3 separate regions of the Mus musculus genome follow, and regions 2 and 3 are each linked to region 1. A link is a loop called in an ENCODE intact Hi-C map of the cell type or tissue named here. Cell type or tissue: left cerebral cortex. All regions are shown on one strand.

What was found. Hi-C counts contacts between places; a loop is a spot of excess contacts. Peaks named below come from ENCODE experiments on the same cell type or tissue, not always from the same donor. Only the 100,000 strongest peaks of a DNase experiment are listed, where the experiment ranks them.
Region 2: it touches region 1 in a loop (4-fold over the local background); 2 of 42 quality-filtered maps call a loop at or near these places.
Region 3: a loop joins it to region 1, with 4 times the contacts of the local background. A loop is called at or near these places in 6 of 42 quality-filtered maps.

Annotation. Positions count from the first base shown.
Region 1 is chr4:127,231,784-127,239,783 of GRCm38, reverse strand. It overlaps Dlgap3 (DLG associated protein 3), which reads right to left. Exons shown (of 12, transcript NM_198618.5): 9 at 5,765-6,249; 10 at 4,725-4,816; 11 at 4,256-4,399; 12 at 2,762-3,634. The coding sequence ends at 3,416. Gm52707 (a long non-coding RNA gene) reads left to right here and starts at 6,222. Exons shown (of 3, transcript XR_003955281.1): 1 at 6,222-6,424. In left cerebral cortex, CTCF peaks have their summits at 3,584 and 3,873 (motif pointing left); DNase peaks (open chromatin) are centred at 4,900, 5,838, 7,110, 7,549 and 3 more places; H3K4me3 peaks cover 1,017 bases; H3K27ac peaks cover 4,954 bases.
Region 2 is chr4:127,117,701-127,125,700 of GRCm38, reverse strand. It overlaps Zmym6 (zinc finger, MYM-type 6), which reads right to left. Exons shown (of 14, transcript NM_001285885.1): 13 at 5,129-5,273; 14 at 1,327-3,352. The coding sequence ends at 1,524. Among named protein-coding and RNA genes, the nearest start is that of Tmem35b, 4.3 kb to the left of the region's middle. In left cerebral cortex, no CTCF peak of the experiment used is centred here; no DNase peak of the experiment used is centred here.
Region 3 is chr4:127,165,337-127,173,336 of GRCm38, reverse strand. It overlaps Dlgap3 (DLG associated protein 3), which reads right to left and starts at 4,133. Exons shown (of 12, transcript NM_198618.5): 1 at 3,972-4,133. In left cerebral cortex, CTCF peaks have their summits at 3,902 and 4,730; DNase peaks (open chromatin) are centred at 4,168, 4,766, 4,969, 5,571 and 7 more places; H3K4me3 peaks cover 5,401 bases; H3K27ac peaks cover 5,469 bases.

The DNA.
Region 1 (8,000 bases):
ACAAAGGACCTCAAACTTCTGATCCTCCTGCCTCCACTTCCCACATGCTGAGATTACAGACATGTGACATCACACCCAGCATTTGCCATCTAGAATTAAGACCTCCCAGCTCCAGAACTCTGTTCATTATGAAGGACCTAGAATCAGCGTTCTGTTATAGCTGTATATGGCACGAGCTCAGCTCCTCTGAGACCAGGTCCCTCTTCAAGCTACAGCTTTCTGCTCCTGTGCCTGGTTACTATCAGGCGGAGAGCCACTTGTACCCAAGGACTATCTCTCCTAGGTCACAAGACCAATACCAAGAGACCACCCCAGATTCTCAATCCTGAGGACATTTTATTTTGATAGTTTTGAGACAAAAATCTCTCTATGTAGCTCTGTCTGTCCTGGAGCTTGCTAAGTAGACCAGGCTAGCCTCAAACTCAGAGACCTCCTTACTTCTTCCTCCCAAGTGCTGGGACTAGGGTGTGTGCCACTCTGATGGCTCCTGGGGACATTGTAAGCATACGCTCAGAGCAGGACGACCAGACCTACTGGCACTGGCATGCTTGAGCCTACTTACATCACTGCATGATTTCAGGAAACCTAGCCCTGTTTCTGAGCAGGGACACAGACCCCTCTGAACACTGGAATGTGGCCTGAGGATAATGCAGGCTGAGTCGCCCTAGCTTCAGGATTAGGAATAAGGAGTTTAAGCTCTCCAAGTTTGTCTCCTCATTGGAAAGTCACAAAATCTGCTACACAGAATTGTTCTGATCACTCAAAACTTACAATTTTCAGGACTTTAAAAAAACCGAACAAACAAAAAGCAGTCTCAAGAGGAGTAGTGTTACCCAGGCCCCATCTGGAAACCCAGTAGAAAACAGACAGTGGGGCTGGAGAGATGGCTCAGTGGTTAAGAGCACTGACTACTCTTACAGAGGTCCTGAGTTCAAATCCCAGCAATCACATGGTGGCTCACAATCATCTATAATGGGATCTGATGTCTCTCTTCTGGAGTGTCTGAAGACAGCTACAGTGTACTCATGTAAATAAAATAAATAAAAATTTTTTTAAAGAAGATAGACAACGTCCAAATGTTCCCACACTTGGTTGGGGGTCAGAATCACCTGCAGTGTTGTTTAAAGCCCATTGGAGGGGGCTGGAGAGATGGCTCAGCAGTTAAGAGCATGGGCCTCTCTTCCAGAAGCCCCAGGTTCAATCCCCAGGCCCCACCTGGCAGCTCACAACAGTAGCCACATGCAGCTCCAACCGTCCAAAGTCTTCTTCCAGAGGACCTAAGCTTTCTTCTGAATTCCGAGGTAACACATGTCACACACAGACATGTATACAGGCAAACATCCATGCACATAAAATTAAAATGTAAAAGGGGGCATGCCTTTAATCTCAGGACTCATGAGTCAGAGACAGGAGGGTCTCTATCATTTTGAGGTCAGAGTGGTCTACAGAGCAAGTTCCAGGACAGTCACGGCTACACAAACCCTATCTCAAAAAACAAAACAAAAACAAAACAAAAACAGAAACTAAGAGCTGGGTAAAGTGGGTAAGGATAGTAGGTAAAGTGATTATAAAAATGCGGACCCAAATGTGGATCCCCAGAAGCCACACATTAGAAACATGGCACGGAAGTGGATGCCTGTAATCTCTGTACTGAGGAGGCAAAGATAGAAGGACGCCTGGGGGTTGGTGGCAGCTATTAGAGCAGAAAAGACAAACTGTAAGCCTGAACCTCAAAAACCAAGCTGGAGAATGACCAAAGACACACACTATTGACCGCTGGCGTGCGCGCACGCGCACACACACACACACACACACACACAATTTTAATAAGATACCTCCGTGGTGCCTGCCAGAGACTAACATTTGCTGAACAAATAAGTAAGAATTGTCTGGTCCAGTGTGGCCCCAAACATCAGCCAATACCAAGGCTGTTCTCCTCTTGCCTCAGGGTAAGACATCAACCGGAAGGGACTATAAAAAGGGCTTTTGGGGGGGAGGGGGAGGGGGCTGTTGTCAAACTCCTTCTAAATTGGAAACATCACAGATCTAAAAAGACGTCATGAATTGGCCTCGGACCTGACTGGGCCCACTACTTCTAGCTTTGTGACTCTGGAGAGCCCACTTACGCCTCCTTGAGCTTCATAAGCCCTTTCTCTCTGAGGCACTGGTCCCTTGGCAGACCCTCAGGAGGCATTCAAAAACCTAGGAGTGCCTCCTTTAAGTTTCTCAGTGAAGTTGTGTCCTTTATAACTCCTGCGAAGTGTCCACCCACAGGAAGCATCAGAGAAAATGGCAGTGCGAATCTGGAGTTTGCAGCTGCTGACTGGATTAGGCTGGAGCAAGGAAGAGCACTTGCCTGTCCTCTTTGGAAAGCGAATGCGCATTCGGTGATTTCTAACAATAACCAGGGCCCCACCCACCCTCCCACCCCATCTATGCTCATTTGTACACGTGCCGTGGGCCGAGCACTGAACGTGGGACAAGGCTGGGAGGCAAAGGGACCTGGTTTGAATGAGGGGCGAATGGGTCCCTTCCCTCTCCTTTACACACCAGCAGGACCCCTCTCAGAAGGCACAAGTCCTTATTGGGATGACCGGGATCCCCTTTCTCTCAGCTAACTCTTCTCCCAAAGGGCTTAGACAACCCCTGAGGTCCCGAACCAAGAATGCTCAAGCTCCTGGCCCTTTGTCTTCCTTTCCCACACCCCCATCTTATTAGACACCCCGGCTCCCCCAGGTGGCCTCTTCTGGAGAGATTTGGCTCCGGTGCAGTTCTGCGGTTTTATTTTTCCTGGGATACTCAAAGGGATGTGGGAACAGCCACAGGTGTGGTGAGGGAAAGCCCCTGTCTCCCCTCCCCAGATGTGGGAAAGGGGAGAGGCCCAGGCGCCCTGGTCCTGGATTGGTCCAGCCACTGTGGTCCCTGGGCCCTGTGGGCAGAGGGCTGAGGGTGGAGCCCTGGGAAGGTGGGGCGGGCTCCTAGGCGGGGTTCGGGATTCTTCATAAAAAGCCACGAAGCTTGATCCCCACGAAGCCCAGCCCCGCGGGGTGTGGGGGGGACGCAGAGCCCAGATGGGGGACCCGGCCCGGCCTGGCCCGTGGAGGGGTAAAATAATGGCAGAGATGGTGCCCATGGGGGGAAAAAGGTGAGGGGGTCAAAGCGTCGGACCAGGAAGATGGGAGTTCCAAGTGAGGGGCGCAGGGCGGAGAGGCACGACCCCCAGCCTAGCCCGGGCGCCTTTGCGTGGGATCAGGAAGGTAAAAAACCCACGAAAGCGCGGCGGGCAGAAGCCGGGGCGTGCGGTGCCGGCAGGGCGGGCGCACGGAGCTGCCCGCGTTCACAGTGACCTCGACGCTGGGTGTACAGTACGGGTAGAAAACCGCGGGCCCGGGTCGGACTGGGCGGCCCGGGCGGGTCACAGCCTGGTCTGGGCCTCGGGGATGTAGATCTCGATGCTGTCCGCGCTCTCGGTAGCCGAACTGTGGCGGAACGAGGCGGCGCGCTTGGCCGCCAGGAGCCGCTTGCGCGCTTCCTGCCGCTGCCGGTCCACCGAGTCCAGGGAGCGCTCCTTCACCGGCACGCCCCGCCCCCGCGAGGGCTTCTTTGGTATCGGCGGAGGGACCTTCTTCTCCTCCTGTCGGGAGAGCGCAGAGCTGAGCCGAGCCGCGGGGAGCACCGCAGCATCCCTACTTGCGCCCCGTCCCCCGCCCTCCCCCCCGTGCAAGTTCCCCATGGGATGGATTTCGTGAGTCTCCCAATGGGACAGCGTCTAGAATTGGCCACATCGCTGGGACTGGAGGCTTGCAGGCGCACGAGGTCAAAGCTGGTCAAAACCCCTGTACCGGTCTCCAAAGAATAACGGGCTCGAGCGCCCCCTGGTGAAGCCGTTTTCAGCTAGCACCTACATGCCGGCTGAGGGGTTGTGGGGAGCATTGTCAAGGGCTCCAGGGGCTGGCCTAGTCTCACCTGCGACACTCATCTCAGACATAAGTCTAGCCAGTAGAAGGCTGAACATCGCCTAGAAAATCTAGCTCTACTCCCCACATTGCAGCTGGTCAGAGGTGGCCAGTGTGCAGCAGTGTGAACAGCTGGATCAAGCACAGGGCAATGGCCAGGGAGCATGGCTGTTTTATCTAAAGCTGTTCCTGCTGCCCGTGCGTCTGTTTCCCTGTGACTTCTCCACACCCACACACCCCTTTCTGAGAAGGACATTACAGAGTGTGGCTTCCTGGTCTGACGGGTCCCACAAGCACACCTTCGGCTCCAGGAGTTTCCAGCTGTTGGCCTTGAGTTGTTGTAGTTCCAGGAACTTGAGGGTCACATCCTCAATGGAGAGCTGCAGGAGGTCCCAGAAACCGGCCAGGTCCTGGAAGGTGGGCACAGGGAACGCAGTGGGGTCCTGCCGTGGTGGGACACACAGGGGGGGGGGCAGCCAGTCAGGGAGGTCTGACCCCAGGCAGGCTCAGGGAACGCTATGCTCAGTCTAGGGAAATGGGTTGAGGAATGGGCAACAGGGACAAGGAAAAGCCAGGGTCTCTCCAGCCTGGGCACAACGGGCCCAACCTTGAGGCTCTGTACTCCAACAAGTCACATCTGACTTTTTTTGGGTTCTTTGGGCCACACATAAGCCACCCTTCCAAGTCCACAGACCTGGTCCTATCTCTCAGTCACGCTGGGTCACCTGTCAGATCCACACACCTCACTCTCTCCTCACAGACACTCACCAAGCTTTGCTGACACAGCCTGAAGAACTGCTGGACCTTCTGAGACAGGAGAAGTTGCGTACTGCCCACGGCACTGCGAATCTTCTCTAAGACTAAAGAACAGAAGGAGGCTCAAGGGGCTGGGGGCGGGGGTGAGATCTCTCTTTCCTAACTCCCCAGGAAGTTGAGATGCTCACTTCCTGACTAGTGTACTGGCTCATCTCCTCCAGCCCCCTTCCCATCCTATACTCAAACTTGCCTACAACAGCTCCTATCCAGCCACCTCGAGAACTTTCATCCTCAGTGAAGCTCCTTCCATTACACAGCCTGCATTTACCAAGTGCCGATCCTTCTGTAGGAGGAAGGCCTCCCACCTGTGTTCCCTGTCTAGCCCTCCAGCCCTGGCCAGAACATCAGCTCAATGGTCAGTCACTGGCCGTATTCTGTCACTAATCAGTACATGCCTCCTTGGTTTGTTAAAAATTTTGATTCATCTCTGGTTAGGGATTCTGTGGGAAGCCTATGGCTCCCTTCAGAGTGGACTCATAGGGAAGGGGTATACTGTTTGTGACAGGGCTATCTTCCATGCCAACCCTCCCATTTCTTCCTCAGACTCGTTCTTGCTTGAACTGCCTCCTCTGAATTCCTCACTCGCTGAGGAATCCCAGCATCCCCTGGGAGAGTCCCATCTTAACAGCTCAAATCAGAATGTCTGTCGTGTGGTCCCAGCCTCACTGTCAAGCTTAGACTGGATTGCTACACTTGCTCAGATTTGAACAGATTGTTCCCCATGGAGTTAGTGACTTAGACTGGTAGCTGCCTACTAGAAAATCTAGCTTTTGGCCTGGTCATGATCCTCCTAAGTCCTAGCCTTGGCCTCTAAAGATGTCCTGTTCCCAGTAAGAACTTCAAGTTCTAGCACTGAAGGACCAAGCATGAATGGGAGGGACCTGCTGGTGCATTGCAGCCAGGGCTACCATCATGATACCCTGCGCCTGCCCACGCTATCCAGCACAGGATGCCAGCGCCCCTCTCCCCTGTGTGGATGGCAGCGGACTCACTCTCCTCGGGCAGCTCATAGTCCTCCGCCTCACGCTCCATCTGCTGGCACCAGTGTTCCAGTTTCTCCACCTCTGCCCGCAGCATCTTGATGAACCACTCGCCATCCCGTGGGCAGGGGGACGTGCGGCCTGAGTCGGGGAGGCTACGTGAACCCCGCTCCATCCAGGAATCACGGCGGCCGGACCCGGGACCGGGGGCTGGGACAGGGGTAGGGCCAGGCGACCCATCGGTGGCCGGCGGCTCATACGGCAGTGGGTAGCCCTCGCGGTAGGCCCACTGGCCCTGTGTGTGGACCGTGCGGAAGACTGAGTAGGTGGGGGCCCGAGGGCCGGGCTGGGGCTCAGAGGCGTGCCTCTGGAAGGAGCGTCCGAACTGCAGGGCCTTGTCTTCTGTGGCCACAGTGGCCAGGCCGGCCAGGCCCTCCAGCTCCAGGTCTGCCTGCACACCGGCTGTCACGCTGTTGGAGCGCTTGAACCTCGCCCGCCTGTGGAGGGAGATGCCTATCATTTCTGCTCCTGCTCCAGTCACCCCAGGTCACCACCCTCAATCCAAACTCCAAGCCCTCCCCCAAAAATGGAAGGAAGGCTGTTGTGATGAGGAACCTACAAATCAGTGGCCACCAATCCATACACAGGAAACCAATTAAATCCTTGGAGCTGGTAGGTACCCACTATACCTACTTTTTGCACTGACACTAAACAGCCAGTAGCAGTCAAAATATTTAACTGCCTGTACCTATGACCAGAAGAGATGCTGGAATACTCCAAGCAGCGCAGACACTGACCTACAGACCCCAGCTTTGGGGCCCTGGTGTTGGTAGCTTTTGACCAAGGCATTCAGAAACATTTTGTTATTTCTTTTGTTTGGAATTTTGCTGGTTTGAGACAAGGTCTCCCTGTGTTCCCCCAGGTTGACCTGGAACTCACAATGGATCCCACACAGTGATCCTCCCGCCTCAACTTCCCGAGTACTGGTATTATAAGTGTTGACTCACCACACCCAGCTTACAATAGAGTATTCTAGAAACACTGTCTAGGCTGGTTTGCCCTGGCTGTACGGTATTTCCTGGACCTGCAGAATAATGAGTACATGGAGCTCAAAGAGGGTCCCAGGTCACCCAGCTTCAGAGTGGCAGAGCCAGGATGTGGCCCAGGGCTGCACCAGCTCCAAGAAGCCGCCTGGGAGCAGCTTGGAATGGTGGGGGCGTACAGCGCTGGAGGAGACTTCACCCCTGGGGACCCCAATGGCTCAGCCCAGAGCCTGGCCAGACAGTCTGCCAGAGGCAGTGGAGCTGAATTAAGTTGTTGGCAGGGATGGCACCGGGGCCTGAACGTTTCTTGTCTTTAAGTTAATTATATGCAAATCCTATGCAAAACAGAAAGTCAATTGGCCTTGTTCATTTTTACCCACTCTGAGTTCAGAGTAGGGGCTCTTTTTCTGCAAGGAAGTCAATGAGCCCCTGTGAAACAGAAGGTGGGGGGCAGACAAGACTTTAAGGAGTGGGAGTTAGGTGGCGGGTAGGGAGGGCAAAGGGGAACAGAAGTTGAAATAGTCTGGGAATTAGAGAACCTCAAAGAAAAGGTCCATGGGTCTTTGTCTACCTCCACCTCCTCATGGTCAAAACAGACCAGGGTCCTATGGGACATCTCCAGGGGCCTGTCCAGTTTCCCAGGAGACTCTCCCAGCCTCCCCCCAACCCCTACAACTTCAACCTTCCTCCTGTGGCCCAGGCCTTCTCTCCAAGCCTGCCTGCCTGCTTCCTTCCAGCTGGCAGGCTGCCTGCTGGGAGCCTGTTGCCATAGAAACCAGACCCAGAAGGATGCTGCAGGACTCAGGAAAGAGAGATGCGCTCGCTCGTGTGCAGTCTCCAACGAGCCCTATGTCCCCACCCCCACCCAGAGAGAGGAAAAAAACCCATATTTCCGTTGCTTCCCATATGCCCTTCACCTTGGTATCTGCCCTGGGCACCGTTCATGTTCACTACTGGCCCAGGGCTACCTCCTATCAGATACCTCTGCTTTCATTCAGGACAGCAAAAGGGAAGGAGGTACCCGGGACCAGGGAGCACACCTGAGTTCTAATGCTGGCTTTGTCACTGTGCCTTAGGGAAGTTTTCCATGCAGGCCATCTAATATGTATGAAGTTGCATGTAAAATACAGTCAAGTAGCCCCCAGTGGTGGTGTACACCTTTAACCCCAGCAACTCAGGAGGCAGATGCAGGCAGGTATCTGTGA
Region 2 (8,000 bases), 110 kb after region 1:
CTGCCCCTCCCATTGCTCAACCAAAAGAAAAATGAGAAAGATATTTAAAGAATCCCTTACTTGGTTGCACTGGCAAACAGAGGACCAATTTTTTCCGGTTGTCGAGTTTTTTAACACACACCCATAAGGAAAATAATAACATTCTAGAAATGATTAAGCAATGTTCAAGGAATTTTCACAACAATTGAAAATTATATAAAACTAACACCTCGGGGTACAAGGGTGAAAGTGTTGACCTGCATCCATTTGTATACCATCTATGGCTGAGCCACTGAATACTATCTGACCTTTCATGAAAGCTGGCTACTGCCACGCATGATGTGCCTGTAATTCCCCAACTAGTGAGGATAAGGCCTGAGGACTGCCCAGAGTTGAATGAACTTCACAGCAAGAACTAGGCTAGTGAGGACTATATCGCAAAGGCCAGTCTCAAAATAAAATAAAATAAAATAATTCCCAAGCCCTGGTCTATGGGTCCAAAAGAAGCCCTATGGTCTCAAACCCTCCCACTGTTCATGCTTACTGGCCACGTACTTGGATCTGCTTCCATCTACATAACTCTCGGAGGGCTGGCGATATGGCTGGTGACTAAAACTGCTCATGTTTTTAAAGTGCACATGCCTACTTGGTCATGCAGGAAGGTACTGGTTGCTGGCCTAACTTAACTCTGTTTTGTCACTTTTTTTCCCCTGAGTCACTTTCTCCTGTGATAGATAACCTTGGAAAGACAAAACTCACCCAAAAGCATAATGACAGTGAAGAAGCAAAGCCAGCTCCAAGCAGCAGCGAGTCTGGCAGAGCAGACCAGGCCTTAAATGGGGCAAATGCCACAGTGATGAGGCTAAAACCAAACTGCTCCCTAAAGTGGGAACCATTTGCAAAACTAGAACTGAAAGAACCATCAATCAGACGACTGTCCTTACCAAGAAGTCCGACTGTCAGGCGCCCAACCCTCCACTGTTCCCTTTTCCTGTGATATTTCAGAGTCCCAGTTAGTCCTTCAAACTAAGGTGGCATTGTGTCCCAGCAGTCAGGAAGCAGAGGTAGTCAGATCTCTGAGTTCTAAGCTAGCCTGGTTGACATGAGTTCCAGGATAGCTAGGGCTATACAGAGAGGCCCTGTCTCAAACAAAACAAAACAAAAACTGCTGAGGTGGGTGGGGTCAATGAATCACAATTTGTTCTTCCCAGCCCAGTCTTGCTCTGCCCTTCACTGCTCACCTCTAACTGGTGTACTGGGACAAGTGGGTTGGCCTGGTCTCTTGGGGAACTCCGTAAACAAGACATTTCCTCTTGAAACTTCAAGAACAATCACCAACATAAAGGCTACATTTTCTCCCTTGTGTTATTAAAATTACATATAATTATGCTCAGTTCCACAATTCTTAAATCCCTGTACAACAAAGGAAAAATATTAAAACATTTAATCACTGAAAATACAGATACATTAGCAAATTGTATTTTAGGATACTTATACAAAATTTAACACAAAATTATACACTCTGATGATAAGCAATACGGATACTACTCTTTCTCCTTTGCTAACTTTTCTATCCTTGGAACTAATGATGTGACTGCCAGTCTTAGGGTGGGACCGCAAGTCCGAAGGTCTCTCTGTTTGGATGCAGTCAAGGCTGAAAAGGTGGCATCGCACAGACAGGTGCTTGAGAAGGGCAGCAGCAGCTTCAATGCCTTTTCATGGAGCTTGGGATAACTTGTCTTTGCATTGACCCAAAACTGTGTGACAGACATTGACTTGTGAACTGACTGAAATCCCGTATCGGCAGATAACACGGCGAGTTTCTCTTCCTCGGAGTCAGTGAGATTGTTACTGTGGTAAGTGGCAAAAGGATCTGTGAGCCACAGGTTTCCGGAACGCAAGTCCTCTTCTGGTGGGTAACAGGCATGGAATATCTGAGAAAGTCCTTCCAGGTGCTCAAAAATGATGCTAGCAATGTTTTTCACACTTACATCTGATGAGTCCAAGAACTCAGAAAACAGAGGGAACATGCCGTAATCATTCTCCTGTGCACGCTTCAACCACATTTTTAGCCTTTTCTGAAATACGTCAACTTTATTATACAAATTGAAAAAAGTAGTCATGGTTCCTTGGAGACTTGAATTTAATTTATTTATAAGTGAAAATATATCTGCTAGATAGGCTAGCTTTGCAATCCATTCCTCATCATGGAAATACCTGGCCAAATCTGAATGCTTTTGATTTAAAAATATTTCAATTTCATGTCTCAGTTCAAATAATCTTGTTAAAATTCTCCCTCTCGACAGCCAGCGTACTTCAGCATTAAGTGGTAAATTCACATGCTCAGATCCCATCTCTTCACACAAAATTGTCAACATTTGTGAATCTGAAGCACTGTTCTTTACAAAGCTTAAAATTTGTGATGACTGCAAAAGAATTTCATGTAAGCATGGAGATAGCTTTTTGGCTGCTAAGTGTTCACGGTGAATGAAACAATGTGTAAATGTCACTGTATTCTTGGCAATTTCTTGAATTTTTGACCTTAAACGAAAATACCTGTCAGTCATGCTTGCGGCCCCATCAGTACAGAAACCAACACAATGGTTCCAATTCAGAGATCTGCTATCAATATATTTATTTATTAATTCAAACACTTCAAGATCTGTGCTCGGAGAAGGCATTTCAGTGCAAAAAAGTAATTCTTCTTTCACATCTCCACGGTCATAGTCGATGAAGCGGACATAGCAGAGGAGAAGCGGCACCTCTGTGGCCTCAGACGACTCGTCCACCTGAAGGGCAAACCACCTGGACTCCCTGACCTTCTGCAGCAGCTGATCTTCGATGTCATCAGACAGTTTCTTGATCCTGCACCCAATTGTGCTATTAGAAAGAGGGATGGTTTTCATTTTTTCTCCAGCACTTGAACCTAAAACTTCTGAACACATTTCTACTAAATATGGTTTAATTAATTCTTCAGCAATCGAGAATGGCTTATTCCTGGCGGCAATTTGGAAAGCGATTAAATAAGAAGCTTTCACAAGTGACTCTTCAACTAGTAAACACTTTTTTAAAGAACTATTTTGACATTCCATTTCAAGTGACTTTTCCTCAAAAAAGTCTACAGGCTTGTTCTCTAAGTCTGAATGTTTTGCCTTCAAATGGTTAGAAAGACTTACTGGCATCACACTTTCACTAGGTAAGACCTCTCCACAAATGACACACTGTGGGCTTGGTGAACTTTCCTCTGATCCAGAACAGATAATGAAACCGAATCTGATATACTCTGCATTGTAAGTCTGGGAAAAGTCTACTCTTCTTCTTTTTGCCGGTGGAGACTCAGGTTCTTCACTCTTCCATTCTGGCAGAGGTAAATCTAAAGGAAATATGTGAATCACTGTTACAATATGAACATGTATAATATGATATGAACAAATGTGTTATGAAAAACTGGATAAAGATCTATTAACACAGCTTGAACCAATGCTGCCTAGAAAATTTAAAATCTAGGTGGGCAGTGGTGGCGCACACCTTTAATCCCAGCACTCAGGAGGCAGAGGCAGGTGGATTTCTGAGTTCGAGGCCAGCCTGATCTACAGAGTGAGTTCCAGGACAGCCAGGGCTACACAGAGAAATCCTGTCTCGAAACCCCCTCCCCACCCCCCAAAAAAATCAAATCTAGCCGTTGAAAAGAACACTTAGGAGCTAGAGTACAGCTCAGTGGTAGGGCACTTTACTTGGGATGTGTGACACCCTGCAGCCAATGCTCAGCACCAAGACAGACAAATCAACCACATGTAAACTCTAAGGCCAGTCCTGGAGTTTGGCTGTGTTGTGTACACTAGAATCTAAGCCCAGCACTCAGGAGGCAGAGGCAGGTGGATATCTAATGAGTTAGAGGCCAGCCTGGTCTACAGAATAAGTTCCTCGATAGCCAGGGCTACACAGAGAAATCTTAACTCAAAAAACAAAAAGACCCAAAGACCCAATAATACAAAACAAAATGAAAATGAAACATAAACATCCCAGATGTCCACAGACCCTTTACTACTGTTTACATGAAAAGAAAGGTTTCAGAAGTTCATGTAGCAGATAAGAGTATCATTTTCCACAGAAATATAAAACAATCAAGTTTCCTGAAGAAAGAATTCTCTGGCCGGGCAGTGGTGGTGGCCCACACCTTTGATCCCAGCACTCGGGAGGCAGAGGCAGGTGGATTTCTGAGTTCAAGGCCAGCCTGGGCTACAGAGTGAGCTCCAGGACAGCCAGAGCTACGCAGAGAAACCCTGTCTCGAAAAACAAAAAACCAAACAAACAAAACAAAACAAAACAAAAAGAAATCTCTGACTCCTACCAAAGGAAAGGAACCCTATTAAAATGTCAATATTACTTTTACCAGAGTAAGCTTTATCTGTTTGTTTATTTAGAGACAGGCTCTTGCTATTCAGCCCAAAATGGCTTTAAACTCAAGACTTTTCTGCCTCATTCTCCCAAATAGCTGGGACTATAGTAGCTCACCATAACACCCAGGCACAGACTAGGTTTTTTACTTATATGTTAGTCTATGGAATAAAGTTATGCTTAACAACAAAAGAAACTGGGACTGTAGCTCTGTGGCAAAATGCAAAGCTCTAAATTGACACATCGGCATCACATACACACACACACCTTGGGCAGAGCCGGCTACTAAAATAACTGAAAAATGCAAGGAATATGAGATTAAGGCATTACCATTGATTGGGGCAACACTTTATAGCTTTTCCATGTAGGAGTTCAACTTTCTATCACCAACACCCCAGACCTATTATCTATTATTTCAATAACCTATAATTAAATAATTAAGTGCAGAGTTTAAAAGAAAGGAAGGAAGAAAAGAAGAAAAAAAATTTGGATGAACTAAGGCTCAACTGGTAATGCTTTTAAGCAAATATGATATATATCAGTAATTATAATGGCTTATTTATACATTTGAAAAAGTAATGTGTACACATATAAAATGTTCACCTCTACATATAATACTTTGTATGCATATGGATTTGAAGTATATAATCCAGGAATTAATACTTTACACTGAAAATTACTGCCTTTACCTTTTCATAATAAAACAAAGCAGAAAACAAAGCTTATACAAGGTGCCAGGACACTTCCTTACCTGTCTGGCATGCAGCATGGTGGGTATGTGGCCTGCAAGAGGTGGCCTTGGTCTGGGTGACTGGCTTGCACAATATGCCTTTGTTCTTCAGAAGCTTGGGGGGCTGCAGAGGCTGAAGTCTCTCAGCAGGTGCCTGTGCACTTCCCTAGTTAGAAACAAATCAATGAACCAGAGTGCTTTTAGTACATTACCAATGACTATATTGTTATCATATGAAAAGCAATGTTATCCCTCTAGAAGAGTAGTTACAAACAGAAAGCATTCTGGGGGAGAAATTACCAACACTACTAACTCCTAATTCCCCTAATCAGCATTGATTCCATTTATTGACTTTTTAAAAATATTCTGGAAGAGCTGGGCATGGTAGTGCATGCCTTTAACCCCAGCACTGGGGGTGGGGACAAGGGGTGCAGAGGCAGGCAGATCTCTGAATTCAAGGCCAGCTTGGTATATAAATCGAGTTCCAGGATAACCAGGGCTGTTACACAGAGAAATCTTGTCTTGAAAAACAAACAAACAAACAAACAAAAATCCTGGAAGATGGACATGGCTAGCTAGCATGGGCAAAGACCTAGGTTCAAACCCTAGTAACACACACACATAAACATATACACTCACATACATAAATACATATACATACATTCTCACATATACACACAAATACACACATATATACATGTATACACATACACACATAGATTATCCTACATAAAACATGAGCCAAATAAAGAAAAATTTTGTTGTTAAGGGTAATTATTTTTTTTAAATACTGCTTACTACCTCAGACTCCATAAAAAAAAATTTATATATAAACATTATTAAGGATCTCAACTGGAAAACACAAAACAGAAGAAAAAAAGCATGAAGAATTTCAAATGACTAGAACAGAAAGGAATTATTCTCTTTTTTTAAGATTTTATTTATTTACTATATGTAAGTACACTGTAGCTGTCTTCAGATCTCATTACAGTTGGTTTTGAGCCACCATGTGGTTGCTGGGAATTGAACTCAGGATCTCTGGAAGAGCAGTCAGTGCTCTTAACCACTGAGCCATCTCAGCAGCCCCCAAAAGGAACTATTCTTTTTTTTTCTTTTTTTTTATTAGGTATTTTCTTTATTTACATTTCAAATGCTATCCCGAAAGTTCCCTATACCCTCCCCCTGCCCTGCTCCCCTACCTACCCACTCCCACTTCCTGGCCCTGACATTCCCATGTACTGGGGCATATAAAGTTTGCAATACCAAGGAGCCTCTCTTCCCAGTGATGGCCGACTAGGCCATCTTCTGCTACATATGCAGCTAGAGACACGAGCTCTGGGGTTACTGGTTAGTTCATATTGTTGTTCCACCTATCGGGTTGCAGACCCCTTCAGCTCCTTGGGTGTTTTCTCTAGCTTCTCCATTGGGGGCCCTGTGTTCCATCTTATAGATGACTGTGAGCATCCACTTCTGTATTTGCCAGGCACTGGCATAGTCTCATACAAGACAGCTATATCAGGGTCCCTCCAGCAAAATCCTCCTGGCATATGCAATAGTGTCTGGGTTTCATGGCTGATTATGGGATGGATCCCCGTGTGGGGTTTTCTCTGGGTAGTCCATCCTTTTGTCTTAGCTCCACACTTTGTAACTCCTAAAAGGAACTATTCTTAAGAACAATGTAAAGTCAAAGCAAAAAAATATTGATACATTTGACAACCTAGAAATTAAACAACAAAAAACTTTTGTAAACAAAAATCTCAGTAAAGCAAAGTTGAAGGAAAATAGAATGAGATATTTATTTAAAACACATTTATTTCATTCAGAAAACATTTACCGAATATTTACCATAAGTCAAGCACTGTCTCCACCCAGAGGATGCAACAGAAAACAGACAAACAAGAGTCTGCCTCACAACTGAGAGGAGACACAAAAACAAACAAGGCCAGCAATCAGATGACAGACATATCCGAGTAAATGGTGGCAAGAGCTGTAAAGGGTGAAGGAGTGGAGAGTGACTCCTTGTTGAAAGAGTGTGGCGGTGAAGCCGACCCTCCCAGTTACTCAGGAATCTGCAGGAAAGAGCTCAGCTAGGAAAGGCACTGCCACCCAGCTCGACCACCCGAGTTCAGGCCCCAGTTTGAGTCTTGGAATCTCTGTAGTAAAAGGGAAGAACAGATTCCCCCAGAGTTGTCCTCTGTCACCCACATATGTACAGTAAGGACAAAATTAAGGAGAAAATAACCACTCCTCCCAGCTGATAGATCAGATAGGTCAGTGGCTTCTGACTACAAATGGTAGCATATATGGCAAGTTTCAGCTCAACCCTGCTCTTGTTTGGCAAGCTCCATTGGAGGTGTATTTACATGACTTTCTATGCAACTGCCTAGTCCCTCGGGCAGTATTCTATAACTAAGTGAGCCAGAAGGACAATATAAACCTTGTGCCATTACAAACCATGCCATGACGCCTCCCTATCCTTACACATAGACTCATCCTACATGTGCTAGTGTTTCTATGGAATAAAGTCTGAGGGATACAACCACATGATTTAAATTCTGATGGCATCAACACACTGCTCTTTAAAAAAAAAAGCTGCTATCTGACTGTGTGGCCATAAGCAATATATGTGAGCTCATTTTCCAATATCCTAGTCAACTGATCACTTTACTTGAGGCTACTTCTCAGTCAGTGGGTACTTAGGTTACTGTAGAGGGCTATTCTTTATGTTTAGTATTCCTTGTATCCCCGTGCCTGTGAACATCATAACAGTTACCATTTTCCTATAAAATAAAAAAAATCACTCACCAGTGATAGTGCACATGATGTAATCCCAGCACTGAGGCAGAGTCAGGCAGATATCTATGAGCTCAAGGCCAACCTGTTCTACAAAGTG
Region 3 (8,000 bases), 66 kb after region 1:
GTGCTGGGAGGAGGAAGGAAGAGGTAGCTCCCCACACCCTGTCCTGAACCCCCTTTCTGAAGGAGCCAGCTCCCATCTGGACTGGGGGGAGGAGAGGCATGTGGAACTACTGAGTGAGGGGAAAAGAGAGGGGAAGAAACAGGAGCGGGGGACTGCAGGGCGGGGGTGTTGGGATGGGGGCGAGGGAATCCTTTTTAATTTCATTCTCTCCCCATGTCTACATCAGCCCTGCAGGCTCAGCTTTTTAATATTTACACACAGGAAGAGGAGAGGATGAGAAAGAACAGAGAGCAGGGGGAGGGGGGCAGGGGCTACCTGAGCTCAAAGGGCACGGAGGCAGAAGACTTGGAAAGCTGAGAGCTTGGATTCCCTGTATCACCACCCCCAGCCCACTCCCATACTGAGCTCTGGACTGGAAGGAAGAAGAACCCTGGGCCCATTCTGTCCCTTTGTTAACAAGATACTTTGAAGCTGCATCAGAAAAAGATCAGATCCCCACCCACATACCTGGACACCCCCACAAACCCAGATTTCTTGGGTGCCTTATGTGCAGATGGGAGAGGCAGTATTCATACACAAGTGTGCTCGGATGCCTGGAGTGTGTTTGCCTGTGGGCTGCGGTATATGTGCACATGAACATGTCAGCTAGCATGCACAAGTTTATGAAAGCATGAAGCTAGTCACACATTAACCACCCAAGAAATCAAACCTGTGCGACCACATTTGTAACTCAGCTCCCAAGCCACCTTACCTCTTTGCCCATGGCTCCCTAGCAAAGAAACCCAGGGGAAAGGCCATCCAGCCTTCTCAGACTCTCTTCTTCCCAGGCCCCTCCTTCCTAAGCCTCACTTTTTCTGTCTGTAACATGGGAAGAAGGGCTAATGGGAAAGGATGCTGCACTGAGCCCAGGGGCCCAACAAGTTATTAGCAACGATGAGCTGGCAGCTTGTTACCATAACGATGGTGCCACCGCCTCACCCCAGCTCAAACCCAGACTCCCCAGACGGCAGGAGGCCCGCTGAGCCAGCAGCCTTCAGACTGAAGGGGGGTAGATAAAGAGGGAATTGAGACATGATGCTTGCGGAGTGGAGGGTACACAGCTGCTCTTCCAACCCCCCACTGAGAAACGAAGCTTTGACTCCCCCAAGTGGGAGTAAAATCAAAGTCTGAGAAGGCTTCTTGACCATGGGGGTAGGAAGACACTGGGAAAGTCTCTATAGCTTGTCTCAATAAGCTTCATGATTATACTCTCTCCCAACACACACACACACACAGACACACACAGACACACACAGACACACACACACACACAGACACACACACACACACAGACACACACACACACACACAGACACACACACAGACACACACACACACACACACACACACACCTCAATTTCAGTCACCTGAAACCAAACAGAAAGCCCCTCATTCAACAGCAGTTTCCTCTCCAGTAAAAATGAGGCCAATTATGTTTACCATTTGCTCTAAACTCCTGGAAGACTGGGCCAGAAAGGGTTCAGGCAGCTACACACCCTTTTCAATCAGACAAGACTCAGAAGTTTTTCTACCCAGCAGAAGCCCAATAAGGGGGGGAAAATTGCCAGCCCAGTGAGAGGCAAAAATGCATGGGAAACTGTGGGGGAGGGGGGAGAAAAGCACCAACATCAGCTGCAAGAGATGCAGATGCTAAACGCCAGGCAGCTGCTAAAAGCAGGCATCAAGAAAGAAGGAAGTCTGAAGTTGGGCCTAGAGCAGCGCTGGTAGCCAGCTAGAACTAAGCCAAGGCCATGACCTTCCTCTGTGGTGGGTCTGCCAGGTATCCCCATCCCCAGAAATACCTGTAACCTCCTTTATTCAGAGCAGAGTCCCAGGCTGACAGATTGACAGCCTTAGACATATTGAGTCTTCATTTCCCCTACCCGCCTGCACATTCGGCTCTGAGGGGGTTGGGGAGTTTGGGGATGGAATGTGAAGGTTAGGAAATTACCTGTGGGGACACTAGTCTAGGAATCCACAGGTCCATCGGGTGACCTTGAGTAGGTCTCCTCTCTTTCAGATTCCCCAATTTGTAATTAAGAGGTTGGATCAAGTCGACTGTAAAGGTTCTTCCTCTGCCTGTCATTCTATAGCTTCCTGCAAGCTCATTCCTTGGATGTGAGCCCCCTGGCACAAAATGCAGTGGGCACTGCCTGCCAGATCAGTGGGGCAGTGGGGGGAGTGCGGGGGCTGCATTTGAGGCTGTTCATCCTGTATTCACGTTCCTTTTAGAAACACCTGCCACCCTAGCCCTCCCAGCTCTCTTTTTAGACCCTGATTCACTGCCAACTCACGAAGCTCTCCCTCCCCTCCCTCCTCTCTTCTCCCTCATCTCTCTCTTTTAGGCACTGACAGCTGGGTACAGAAGTAGACCCCACACACGCACTCAGGGGATAGTGGACAGAAGTGGAGGGCAGTGATCCAGTGTCAGGGAAAACACACTAGAAAGTCCTACTCTCTAATTGTGGCCTAGCTGGGTTTCTTGGGTCAATGGAAGACCTGGGTGAGAATGTTTCTCTACCACTGTCTGGCAATGTGTGATTGTGAGAGATGCAATGCATTTCCCAAGCCTCAACATCCTCTTCTGCAAATTGGCATCATAATAGATTGAGCTGTGTGGAATGGCTGTTTTTGCAGGTTAAAAAACACAACAACAACAACAACAAACAACTGCTCAATACTGTCAATTTCATATGGCTTAACCTGACAGCATCTCAGCTTGCTTCCAAGGCAGTTAGAGAAACAAGAAGAAATGAGAGGAACAATTTTTCAAAAGTCCTAGACTGATACAGATACATTCTTCTATTACTACTTCAAGGAACTAAGTACAGACCCACCTGAACCGTGAGCTAAACCAACGACCCAGAACTTGGAGATTTGGGACTTGGAACTCTGGGAAAAAGCCACCTGCTCCAATGACTAACAAGGTAGATCTTCCTCCTGGCCTCCTCATTCTAAAGGGCCTTTGGCCAAGCATCATTGAAATAACACAAGCTCCTAGTACTCTTCACCCTCCCCCAAAAAAGTATCCCCACACACAGGTATACAGCCTTAGGCTCACCACCAGCAGGGACTCAGCATGAGGGAAAGATACCAGTGACTTCGCAGAGGGTGCCCCAGGAAGTAGATGAAGGTGCAGAGTGCTCTTGTCTGTGTCCAGGATAAGGAGACTCTGGAGGGAGGGGGCGGTCTGACCTCGGGAAAAGTAGGATCTTCCCGTGCTAAGTCCCACCAAGAATGGGGGCGGGGCAAAACCCAGGTGTGGGTGAACCCTGCTTGGATGTATTCCCACACAGTCACACAGTACACATACCCAGACCCATTCACAGAGATAGTCGCACATGCACATGCACACGCACGTCCATTCATACACACACACTCAGACACCTACATACACAGCCACACAGTGCCAGCACACACTCAACCACACATATGTCGACAGACTCATGGACGGTTAACACCCTGAACGCTCACTGCATTACACTCACTCACCCACAGACCCACACGGTGACACCCTCATCACATGCACGCTCACACACCTGCAGAGGAAACTTCTTTCCGGATCTCCCCAACACCACGACTTCCCCCCACAGCCAGCAGGCTACTCCCTCCCAGACCCAAGCTTCCATTCCAGCCGGGCAAGGGCTGGGCGGGCGCTGGCTGGCCTCCCGCGGCCCCAGCCGGGACAGCGCGTCTGCGGAGCGCGTGGTCCCCAACCCGTCCCCGGGGTCAGTCACGCCGGCCTCCAGGCCCAGGGTGAGGCCGGGGGCGGCCGCAGAGGCCCAGCCCCTCCCCCCCATCTCGGGGCCGGAGTCCAGGCCGCTGGAGCCCCGGGCGTGGGCGGCGCCGGGGCTGCAGCGGGGCTGAGCCTGGGGGGCGCTGCAGAGGGCGCGGCAAGCGCGGCCCGATCCCCACCCCTCCCGGTTGCTTACCTGGCCCGGTCGGGCTCCAGCCGGGGTTACATGGTGCCGGCGGCCCGGGCCGGGGGCGCTGCGGCTGCGGGAGCGAGTGCGGGCTCCCGGACCCGACACTGCGGAGCCCCCGGCGGAGGGGCCGCGCCAGCTGCGGAGCCCCGAGCGAGTGCTGAGCGGCCGCGGGCGCGGGAGCCGGAGGCGGCCAAGCCACGGAGGCTGGATTTCCCGGGGACCAGGACGGGGAGGCGGGGGGATCCCGCCCGCGCGCTCCGCCCCCGCCCCCGCCCCCGCGCAGGGCGGCCGAGCCAGGAGCCCGCGACAGGGAGGGGGCCCGCGCTCCCCGCCCCCGCAGCGGCCCCGCGAGGACCGAGGTCGCAGCCGGCGGGCAGCCGCCGCGGTCCCGGAGGAGCGCCCGCGTCTCTGAGCGACAGCGCCGGGGAGGCCCAGCTCGGGGGTGCGAATGTGGTCCCCCGGGTCGGTGTGTACCGAAGACCCAGGAACCAGCACATTCGGTGTCACGACCGCGCACAGCAGACCTGGGCACCGGGACCCAAGCCCAGAGCGCGGGCAGCTGGGGGAGACACACGGCTGCCTCACCGAGGCAGTCACACCCTGAATGTCACACACAGCCTCCCCCTCGCAGGCACGTCCTCTTAGGCTCCTGTCCTTAGTTTCCCGGGTCTGTAAACCCGACCCCAGCTCTTGGCCTGGGCTCTAGGAGTCCCCCTTCTCCGCACTAGTCCCTTCTGCCCCACCCCTGCCAGGGCGGGGCGCTGTGCCTGGCCTCCGAGTCTTTGACAGGCGTCCCTCACCCACAGTCCGCCAGCGGAGGCAATCCCCAGTGTGCAGGGATAACCCCGCTATACCTGCCGTCTTAGCTGGGGGCCCCACCCGTGCCCACTGTGCCCGCCCACCTCTGGGCCCCGAGCCAGGGGCTGTGCCATGGCGGGGGTGGGGTAGAGGGGGGAAAGGGGACTGTCCGAAGCACAGCGCGAAGCTGCAGAGCCAGGACACAAGCTGCAGAAGCGCTGAGAGCTGACTGCAGCAGTCCCTGGCTGGAATCCGTCTTGGCGCCCAGAGCAATGCTGTAATGGGGGGGAGGGGGCCGCGTGGGGAAGCCGCAGGAGGAGGGGCTGAGGAGATGGGGGAGGGGCCGGTTCTGAATTCTGACTTTCCCGGCGGGTGTTGAGGGCACGCGGGCGCTCCAAGTTGTGGTAGAAGGCGAGCTACATCCTCTACCTTGTCTGGTATTGAAAACTTAAGGTGGTGAGGTGTGGGCTTTGGAGCCTTGAGACAGTCCACCACCCTAGGGACAGACCTTGGGAGATGTTCTGAGTCAGGGTCCCCAACAATGACTCCTATTTCTCTGTATTTCTTTGGTGTCACTGTCTCTCCTCCTTGAGTAACCGGGCAAACTGAGGCACGGTAAGTAGAATTCGTGGGTCCTAAGGAGCTAGAACCTGGAGCCAAGCCCACACCCATTCCCTAGAGGGACCTTTTAAGGTGCCACATTACATAAATGACAAAAAGGGACCTAGAGGACCCTTCCCCCGCGGGAAACCAAGCAGTCTAGTGAGATGAACAGACTAGCCAACTATCTTACCGCCCACGAGACCACTTCAATCGTCCCTTCAATCATGTAGTGAGGCTGCAGACAATTCCCAGACCAGCATTTATTCAGCCAAGAGCAGATGTCAGAGAAAGTAAGATAGAAAGTTGGTTCAGGAACACTTTGTAGAACTGAGAGAAATGTCTCATTTCCCATGGAGCATAAGAACAGTCATCATGTAGAATGCTAAAAGGTACCGCCATGCTCTGTCAGTTCTAAGACGTATTCTGTAAACCGGAAGGCATTTTACAATGAACACGGACATTTAGTATACAGCTTTTTCTTCTTTGCCATTACCAAAGAGCTATGTTTTCACATTGAGAACCTAAGGGCTGGTGAGGTGGCTCAGCAGGTAAGGATGCCTGGTGACAAACCTGATGACTGCGTTACATCCCCCAAGCCCACACAGTAGAAGGAGACAATAACTAATTCTCCCAAGTTGCTCTGACCTCCACACAAGTGCAAGCATCGCAGCCCGTGCCCCCATACACACTAAATAAATTATTAAAGTTTAGATTTTTTTCAAACAAAATCAGAAAGAACACGATGGAGTTCCCGTCCTGGAACCTACTAATTAATCAAACAGGTTTACCTCAGATAGAGAACACCAATCCAGTAATTAATAAGGACAATAGTTATTTAAGCCACTAATAAAGGCTCTCTAGACCAACTCCCTGGAAATCTGACCTCTGCCATTATTCACACACAGAGAAGGACCTCATTCTCTCGCACTGTCCCATCACCACTGTCTATCGATTGTGTGTGAGAGAACATGTATGTGGGGGGGAGGGGCTCGTGCACATGTGTGCACATGTGTATAACAGCATAGGACTGTCTCTGGTGTTCTTCTTTAGACACTATCCACTTTCTTTGAGGGGATGTGTCTCTCACTGTCCTGGAGCTCAACAAGCAAGTTTGATTGGCTGGCCAGTGAACCCGAGATCCTGTTATTTCTGCCACCTCAGCCTGGGGATTACAAGTACTCAGTACCAGGACTAGTTGTGGGGTTTGGGTTTTTTTTTTTTTTTTTTTTTTGGTTTTTTTGTTTGTTTGTTTTATTTTTTAAATATGGGTTCTGGGCATCAAACTCAGGACCTTGTGTTTGTAAAGCAAGCATTTTACCAATTGAACTATCTTCCCAGCCCATCTTGAAATTTAAATAAAATTTTAACATGGGGCTTCAACACTCTGTAAAGTATAACCCCTAGATTAGAAATTCTATGTCTGGGCTGGGGAGATGGCTCGGCACTGACTGCTCTTCCAGAGGTCTTGAGTTCAATTCCCAGCAACCACATGGTGGCTCACAACCATCTGTAATGGGATCTGATGCCCTCTTCTGGTGTTTGAAGAGAGTGACCGTGTACTCACATACATTAAAAAAAAAAAAAAGGAAAAATAAGAAATTCTATGCCTAACAGGTAGACACAAATGTATTTTTAAAGTCTAGAAGCAGGGGTTGCTGAGATGGCTCAACAGTTAAAAGCATTGGCTGCTCTTCCAGAGGACCCAAGTTCAATTCTCAGCACCCACACATAGTGGCTCACAACCATCTGAAAATACAGTACCAGAGGATCCGATACTCCCTTCTGGCTTCTGAGAGTACTGCACACGTGTGGTACACAGACATACATACAGGCAAAAACACTCACACATAAAATAATAAAATTTTAAAGTCTATATGCAATAGTTAGCTCTGTCTAGGTTAAGAAAGGCAATCAAGAATGCATAAAGAAAGCACTTTAGCAGAACCAGAAAGATTGGGAGAGTTTTGGGTCGAAACATATGTGCAAAGATATGTCACCCAACTGTCAATCAACCAAGACATATTGGCACATGTCTGTTCTCTAAGCCTTCCAAACTAAGGAAGGAGGTCATTTATTTCAAAGCCATTCTGCTATATACACTGTCTTAAAGCACCAGGCAGAGGTGGCGCACGCCTTTAATCCCAGCACTCAGGAAGCAGAGGCAGGTGGACCTCTGAGTTCAATGGCAGCCTGGTCTACAGAGTGAGTTCTAGGACAGCCAGGGCTGCACAGAGAAACCCTGTCTTGAAAAGCCAAAATAAATAATAAAATAAATCCTGGGGGCGGTGCAGGGTGCTGGAGAGATTGTTAGTAAGAGCATTTGCTGCTCTTGCAGAGGACCAGGCTTCAGCTCCCAGCAGCCGCATGGTGACTCTCAACTCCAGTTTCAAGGGATCTGATGCTCTCTTCTGATTTTATATATATATATATGCTGGCAACACTCACACACAGAAAATAAAAACAAAAACAAATGAACTTTTAAAGTGATAGGTAAGGGCTGGCAATGTGCCTCCGATGGTAGAGTGCTTGCTTAGCATGTTTGATACTTACAGGCACCATATAAAACTAGGCACGGTGCTGGGCGTGGTGGCACACGCCTTTAATCCCAACACTCCGGAGGCAGAGGCAGGCGGA